2 separate regions of the Homo sapiens genome follow, and region 2 is linked to region 1. Evidence: read pairs that join two places in POLR2A ChIA-PET (ENCODE). Cell type or tissue: OCI-LY7. All regions are shown on one strand.

Region 1 (4,000 bases):
ACAGAGTCTGGCTCTGTCATCCAGGCTGGAGTGCAGTGGTGCCATCTTGGTTCACTGCAACCTCCACCTCCTGGCTTCAAGCAATTCTCATGTCTCAGCCTCCTGAGTAGCTGGGATTACAGGTGTGCACCCCCATGCCTGGCTAATTTTTGTATTTTTAGTAGAGATGGGGTTTCACCATGTTGGCCAAGGTGGTCTCGAACTTCCAACCTGAGGTGATCCGCCCACCTCAGCCTTCCAAAGTGCTGGAATTACAGGCGTGAGACATCTTGCCCAGCGGCCCTCTCATTCTTAAGCTCTATTGATTGCCAGCTATCTCTCTTTCTGGACAAAGTGGTTTAGGGATGTGAGGCCAGCAATTTTTTCACCATGGGAAAAGCTGTCCCCCACATAAAGCTCGGACAGCAGATGCAGAGTAAAGATATGGAAAAACAGTAAAAAACAACTCTGGCCGGGCACGGTGGCTCACGCCTGCAATCCCAGCACTTTGGGAGGCTGAGGCAGGCGGATCATGAGGTCAGGAGATCAAGACCATCGTGGCTAACATGGTGAAACCCTGTCTTTACTAAAAATACAAAAGATTAGCTGGGCGTGATGGCACACACCTGTAGTCCCAGCTATTCAGGAGGCTGAGGCAGGAGAATTACTTGAATCCAGGAGGCATAGGTTGCAGTGGGCCGAGATCGTGCCACTGCACTCCAACATGGGTGACAGAGTGAGACCCCGTCTCAAAAAAAAGAAAAACTGAACTACACCAATCTCGGAGTCTGCCCAGGTCTCACTATAATGTAAGCCAGTAAATTTTTATCATTTAAGCCAGGTTGAGGTTTTTGTTTAATCTAAAAAAACCCACATATCTGACAAAGAAGTTGTATCCCAAATATATAAACAACTCTCAAAACTCAATAATAAAATAACACCAACCCAATCAAGAAAATGGGCAAAAAACTTAAAGAGACATTTCACCAGAAAAGATAAACAGACAGCAAGTAAGCACAAGAGAAGATGATTGGCTTCATTAGTCATTAGGAGCAACATGGCGAAACCCCATCTCTACAAAAAAAGAAAAAACTGATATATAAATAACAAGGTAAGGTTAGTGGACGAAGACTTCCTGGAAAGGATAAGCAGAGGTTATAAGGATAAAATCTTGCAAGAATATGAAAGCATTTTGGAAAGTATAACTTAGAAAAGTACAGGTTTCATAATTTGTTTGTATCACCCGTAAGTTCTAGCATAATATTGCAATATGTTGCTGGTATTTGGTAAATGTTTCTTATTCGTTCTTATTATAGGGTTCATAAATAAACTGTTCAATGAGTGGAAAAGCATTCAAGTCAAAGGGGAGTGTCCAGAAAAGATTCCTACAGCCCCAGACCTGAGTCAGGTCCCAAGGACTTTTCCCCTTGTTATGGACAGACTTTAGGGTTGGCCACCTGTTATTTTCTTGATCCAGGATAATTGAGGTCACACTTTTAGCTATGGCATGGTTTGCAGTTTGAGTAGCTGGTATCAATCTTGTGCTTCCTGTTCTACAGAAAGATGTAGGTTCTGATGGGTATGGGGACACAAGATGCCACTTGCCCAGGTGGGCATATTTCCTGCAGCAGCCCCCTCTGCATGACTTCCCCTCCTGCCTGACTGCCAGGCTCAGTGTTCTGCAGAAACCAGCATTGATGACATCTCATTTCTCAGATCTGCAAGGGCCCCCTCAGCTGCAGATTGGTAATGTGACAATTAAACTTCAAGTGCGCAAAGTCTCAGGTATGAGGCACACAGCAGCAATCACCTCCGGTAGTCAGCATCTTGCTAGCTAGCCCACCTGCACCCCAAACATCTGGTGATGCTATGATTTGCAGAAGTGAAAGAAAACTGTTTAATTAACCATCTTCTCTCACCTCTCTGGGGCCATAAAAGCTCTTGACTTTCCCCCATCAAAAGGATCTCTTCCCTTCCCAACAAGCTATACAATAGAATGTAAAGAATTAATTTTATTCTAATAGATCCTATAATACTCTTTCCTTTAGGAAACCTCCTAGCTGAACACTTCACCTGGACAATGAAATTCAACTTTTTTTCCCCAAGTTTTCCTTCATTCTGAACTCTAAAATGTACTTATGTTTTTCAATGAAAACACCCTACTCCTACTTCACCTATTGTTGTTTTGGTTTTCTGTCATTGCAGATTGGGTCTTCATAAGTACACCTATCTTAAATTTTAATATCATAGAAGACAGGCACTGGCTCTGAGCTTATATCGTAGAACCTAGCAATACATAATTTTTACGATAATAAACACATTACATAGCTGAGAAAACAAAGGTGTAGTTAAAAAATATTCACAGCTTTCCAGCTCCCTCCCCCTCTAGAAATTCCCTTCCTGTATCTAAGGAAAAGAAAGGGGATTCCATGAGTCACCAAGAAGTTTGGAAACTGAAAGCCACCCATTCCCTGCCAAAATGTTTTTTGGGGATATATTTTTAAAATGCAATAAGGCAGCCAGACACAGTGGCTCATGGCTGTAATCCCAGCATTCTAGGAGGTCAGGGCCAGAGGATCTCTTTGAGGCCAGGAGTTCAAGACCAGCTTAGGCAACGTAGCAAGACCACATCTCTACTTGAGGGGAAAAAAAATCCAATAAGGTAAAAGATCTACTTTTTATCTCTTTTCCCCTTTTCATATGCTCAGAACTACAGTCCCAAACAAAGGATTCATAAATTAGAAGTCATTTCACATATATTTATATTTATTATTATTTCTTAGTTTAAAAATGTTTTTTACATTCAATGCCAAAACATAGATACTGCATTCTGTAACCCCACCCACTACCCTCACATACCCATAACACTTCCCTCCTCTCCTGGTTTCCTCAGGGCGAACAGGCAATGCCCAAGTCCTCCTGCTTACCTACCATGAACTCTTACTTTGCTCCAGTTCTCCCACTAGGGCTCAGATGCCCTGTTAGTTTCATCCTTCTAGTTGCGGCCAAACCTGGGAGATTCTTTTCCAGAGGCAGGAAGTACTATGAAAGCCTGGGGAAATTTCCCAACCCCACCCACAGAAGCTAAGTCAGGAAAAGCCTGTAGAGGTGATTCATGGGCTTTAAGTTCATGCATCCTAAACAAAGGTGGCCACCCAGAGCTGTCTTCTAGTCAACTCGACCACAAACCATGGAATGGCTCCTATGCCAGGAGAGACCAAGGCTGGTGGCAAGGGGAAATTTTCTAACCAATCAGCTTTCCCCCTAGGCTGTGAAGAAAAGTCCCTGAGGGGGAGGCTGTGGGACCAAGTAGGGGAAAATGAAAAGCAACACCTGGGTTAGCCAGGTGTAGAAAGAACAAGCATCCCTGGGCTGACCCGGGAGGCTCTCTCTTCAACAATGGGTGCATAAATTAGAACCTGAACTTCGGTGGCAATCAATTTACACCAGTGTAACAAATCCAGAGCTCAGATGATGTTTAAAGTGACGGGGATGGCCAGGCTTGCTGGTTCACACCTGTAATCCCAGCACTTTGGGAGGACGAGGCAGGTGGATCACGAGGTCAGGGGATCGAGACCATCCTGGCCAACATGGTAAAACCCCATCTCTACAAAATACATAAATAAATAAATAAATACACACACACACACACACACACACACACAAATATTAGCTGGGCGTGGTGGCATATGCCTGTAATCTCAGCTACTCGGGAGGGTGAGGCAGGAGAATTGCTTGAACCTGGGAGTCAGAGGCTGCAGTGAGCCAAGATCATGCCACTGCACTCTAGCCTGGTGACAGAGCAAGACTCCGTCTCGAAAGAAAGAAGAAAGAAAGAAAGAAAGAGAGAGGGAGGGAGGGAGGGAAGGAAGGAAGGGATGGGGACTGAAAAGGCTGCCAGCTTGGTTCTATCATTAAGGCTGTTAGCATTCTTTTTTCTTGTTGTTGCTCAATATAATCCATAGCCTCACAAGTTATAACATTCTTGACGCAAGGAACAATGAATCTCTGGCCTCCATAT
Region 2 (4,000 bases), 160 kb before region 1:
CTTTGTAGGTGAGAAAACTAGGGTTTAAGAAAGTTCTGAGGCCACAAGTGGTGGCTCACACTTGTAATCCAAGCACTTTGGGAGGCCAAGTCAGGAGGACTGCTTGAGCCTAGGAGGTCAAGGCTGCAGTGGGCCATGATCATGCCACTGCACTCCAGCCTGAGTGACAGAGCAAAACCTTGTCTCAAAAAAAAAGAAAAAAAAGTTCTGGGCCAGGTGTGGTGGGCCTACACCTATAATCCAGCGTGCTTCAGGAGACCAAGGCAGACTTTGAAGACCAGCCTGGGCAACATAGCAAGACCTTGTTTCTACAAAAAAACTTAAAAATTAGCCATGTGTAGTAGCACATGCCTAAGTCACAGCTAGAATCACTTGAGCCCAGGAGCTCAAGGCTGCAGTGAGCTAGGGTCGTGCCACTGCACTCCAGCCTGGGCAACAGAGCAAGACCCTACATCAAAGAAACAAAGAAAGAAGAGAGAAAAAAAGTGAAAGAGACAGAAGAAGGAAAGCGAAGGAAAGAAAAAAGAAGACAGAAAGGACAGAAAGGCAGACAGAGAACGAAAGAAAGAATGAACAAAAGAACAAACAAATGAAAGAAAGCAAAGAAACAAAGAAAGAAAGAGCCAAAGCTAAGAAAGAGGTGGGGCACAGTGGCTCACGCCTATGATCCCAGCACTTTGGGAGCTCAGGTGGGAGGGCTGCTTGAGCTCAGGAGTTCAAGACCAGCCTGTGCAATATAGTGAGACCCCCATCTAAAACACAAACACACACACACACACACACACACGCACACGCACACAAAGAAAACGAAAAAAGTTCTGTTATTTGCCAGAAATCACAGGGCTCAGAAGCAGAGCCAGGACTCAAACCCCAGTCTGATTTCACCTTGCCCCCAGCCTTCCAACCCAAGGCTACAGAGATGGGAAAGAGGCTTTGTTCCCACAATGAACTGTTTCACCTCCCCAGAGAGATTAGAGCATCCCTGAGGGTGGGGTCTGATCCCCTCACCCCTAGCCTTGCCCAGTGCCTTTCACATAATGAGGGCTTGGTAAAGCTTATCCATTGGATGAGTATCTCATTCATTCACAAATATACCAAACCATTGGTTTTAAAAAGACATCTAGAGATCAATATTCCTCGATCCTGAACAATATAAGCATGCTCATGCTGGAAACTGCACATGCTGGATATCCCAGGAAAGCTGGCCACACTGATTCGTTTGGGTCCCAGTGGGACCAAAGCCGTGAGCAGCATGGGTCAGGGCAGACGAGGAAACGCGACTTGTCTTTTTCCCAGGGTGGCAGCCCTGGGAACCCACTAGCCCTGGCAGGGAAGGGAAAGTTGTCTCAGTTACCAGGCAGTTCAATACGGAAGGCAGCAAAAATGTCTTTGAATGGAAAGGAAAAGAACAGTGTTCTGTTGGAATTTTTTGCAGGACAATGAGAGAGCAGCTTCAGCCTGAATGAATGAGCCACCCATTCTGAAAGTTCTCTGACAGATCCTCTGGTTCCCCATTGTCAACAAAGTCCTAGCTCCTCGGCCCGTGTCCAAGGTTCCTTCTAACCTGGATGGTCTCCGCCTAACTGCAATCTAAACTAACACCATCCCTTCCCACCCCACAGGGCCTCCTCAGCCTCTGTAAGTCACCGGTGTTCCTTACAGCACCTGGTGCAAAGGTGCCCTACAGATGCTCATCTTAGCAGAACACTGGGCCCAGAATCCATGCTCAATACACACTTACCAAATTCACCCGTGCTGAATCGAATTTGAGTTCATCCTTTCCTGAGCCTTTGGCAAGAGTCTTGAGCTTGGCCGGGCATGGTGGCTCACACCTGTAATCCCAGCACTTTGGGAGGCCCAGGCGGGTGGATCACTTGAGGCCAGGAGTTCAAGACCAGCCTGGCCAACATAGTGAAACCCTGTCCCTACTGAAAATACAAAAAAGTTAGCCGAGTGTGGTGGCGCACACCTGTAATCCCAGCTACTCGGGAGGCCAAGGCAGGAGAATCGCTTGAACCCTGGAGGCGGAGGTTGCAGTGAGCCAAGATCATGCCACTATACTCCAGCCTGGGTGACAGAGTGAGACTACATCTCAAAAAAAAAAAAAAAAAAGAAGAAGAAGAAGTCTTGAGCTAGTCAGGGAGGAGGCAGTCAACCCAGAGAACAGAGAACAAGTAACCAGCCTCAGGGTTAAGTGGCCATCAGCTCAGTGTGGAGGATAATAATAGTTCAAACCTCACAGCTGGAAACCAGGCCCATGCTCTCCCTGCCTAACACCCTCTCTCCCCGACTGCCCAACACACACATTCTCTGTGCTGGCTCTACCCAGAGTCCCACCAGAGCTTCTTATCCTTCCAGTGAATCTGCCCTTCAACAACCATCCAATGGCACCCAGCTTGAAGATGTGGCTGGGATGCAAAAAACCACTACCGAAGGGTTCACTCTCCCCTAAGCAGCCTGGGCTCCCACCAGAGGCCCAGCCATAAGGCAGAGGCCCCGGGGGCTTCAGCCACCACCATCCTGGTCGGAGAGAGTTCCTCCTACCAGAGTTCCCTGCCCTCTGGCACCATGGCCCTCTACGCAATGCTGGCCCCTTGAAGACTAGATGATGTAGCTACTTCTAGTCAAAGCCACAGTTGGGAAGAGAATGAGGGAAAATGGGAAGAATGAGACCAACTTACGTGACAGGTGGATAGAGATAAGGGACGCACCTCCAGGAATGGGGACCAGTGATGAGCCCTGGGCAATGTGGAGGCCAGCTCAGGGGAGAGGGTGCCACAGGTGCTGCCCCTGCCCTCTCTTCCGGGACCCCCTGCACCCACACAGCCCTGGTGCCCGCAGGGCTCTATCTACTGCCCTGATCTCACAGCCGCCAAGTGAAATTCCACCAGCTCAGCACTTTTGCAGAGAGGGGGTTGTTTTGCTTGTGCACCATTCTTTCCACAGGGTGGCCGCCTTGCCTGCTACCCCTCTTCCGGGGTCCCCTCACACAGCTGCTCCCCTGTTCCTCGGAGGGATCTCCCCAGGCCCCGCTGCCTCAAGAAACTATGATTTTGTTCCAGGCATCACTGTCCTGACCTCATTTCACAGAGAGAAATCTGGACCCTGAGGCCGGCGGGCATGAGAGTGGGAGGGAAGCCCATTCATCCTGCTCCCCAGGGCTGTCTGGGCTCGCATGGGAATGCCATGCTGTCCAGAGGAGTGCCTCCCCACACGGGGCTGGGCTCAAAATGCCCTGTGCTAAAACCGTCCTCTAGCGCACGCCAAGACACCACACACTCAGTCATAAAATTGTTGATCTGCTCCTCTTTCCTGTCCAGCCTCTTCCCCACCCCCCCATGCATCTTCCCCCAACACTGGAGAACAGAATGTGCTTGGCTGGAGACCCGGATGTAATAAATTGCTAGTAACAGAGACTCAATCTGAAAAACAAATTAATACAAGGCCTAGCTCTTCCTTTCTGCTCCTCTCATTCTCAACACTGTTTCCTGCAAGGCCAAGCAGAGAAAGAAATGCCTCCCTGGTCACAATCGCTGAGAGGGAAATTGATTCCTCCCACCCTCTGGACCACTGGAGGCTCCCCTCAACCCACCAGCATCTCCCTTCATGAGCTCAAAAGCCAGGTCCCGAGGAGCCTGCACAGTATGTATTTGTCCGAACTCTAATTGAGCTTTCACTTCACATTTAATGGGTACCTGCTGAGTGCCAGGCATGGTGTCCTGATCCCTGACGAGGCGAGGTGGTGGCCGCTGGGGTGGGATGCAGAGGGGAGGCTGGGCCTGTGCATCCAGCCGTCTGTGCTAAGCCCAGAGAGGTCAGGTCTGATCTCATCTTATCAGATCAGTTCAACAGCAGGAATGACCCCTACCCCACACTGACTCTGTTCCCAGTCACCTACCCCCAGTCTGGGAGTGGGGGTAACGGGACAGGAGTGAGAAGGCACAGACAGGTGCAAAAAGGCAGAACCAGCCATCTCTGGAAAGAACAAGAGTAAAAGGCA

What was found. Peaks named below come from ENCODE experiments on the same cell type or tissue, not always from the same donor. Only the 100,000 strongest peaks of a DNase experiment are listed, where the experiment ranks them.
Region 2: POLR2A ChIA-PET joins it to region 1 with 5 read pairs; 4 of 35 experiments call an interaction of 5 or more read pairs at or near these places.

What each region holds. Positions count from the first base shown.
Region 1 is chr1:203,933,298-203,937,297 of GRCh38, reverse strand. No RefSeq gene overlaps it. Among named protein-coding and RNA genes, the nearest start is that of SNRPE, 74 kb to the right of the region's middle. In OCI-LY7, no CTCF peak of the experiment used is centred here; a DNase peak (open chromatin) is centred at 1,787; H3K4me3 peaks cover 1,884 bases; H3K27ac peaks cover 3,347 bases.
Region 2 is chr1:204,088,521-204,092,520 of GRCh38, reverse strand. The region is part of intron 1 of SOX13 (SRY-box transcription factor 13); the gene reads right to left. Among named protein-coding and RNA genes, the nearest start is that of SOX13, 17 kb to the right of the region's middle. In OCI-LY7, no CTCF peak of the experiment used is centred here; no DNase peak of the experiment used is centred here.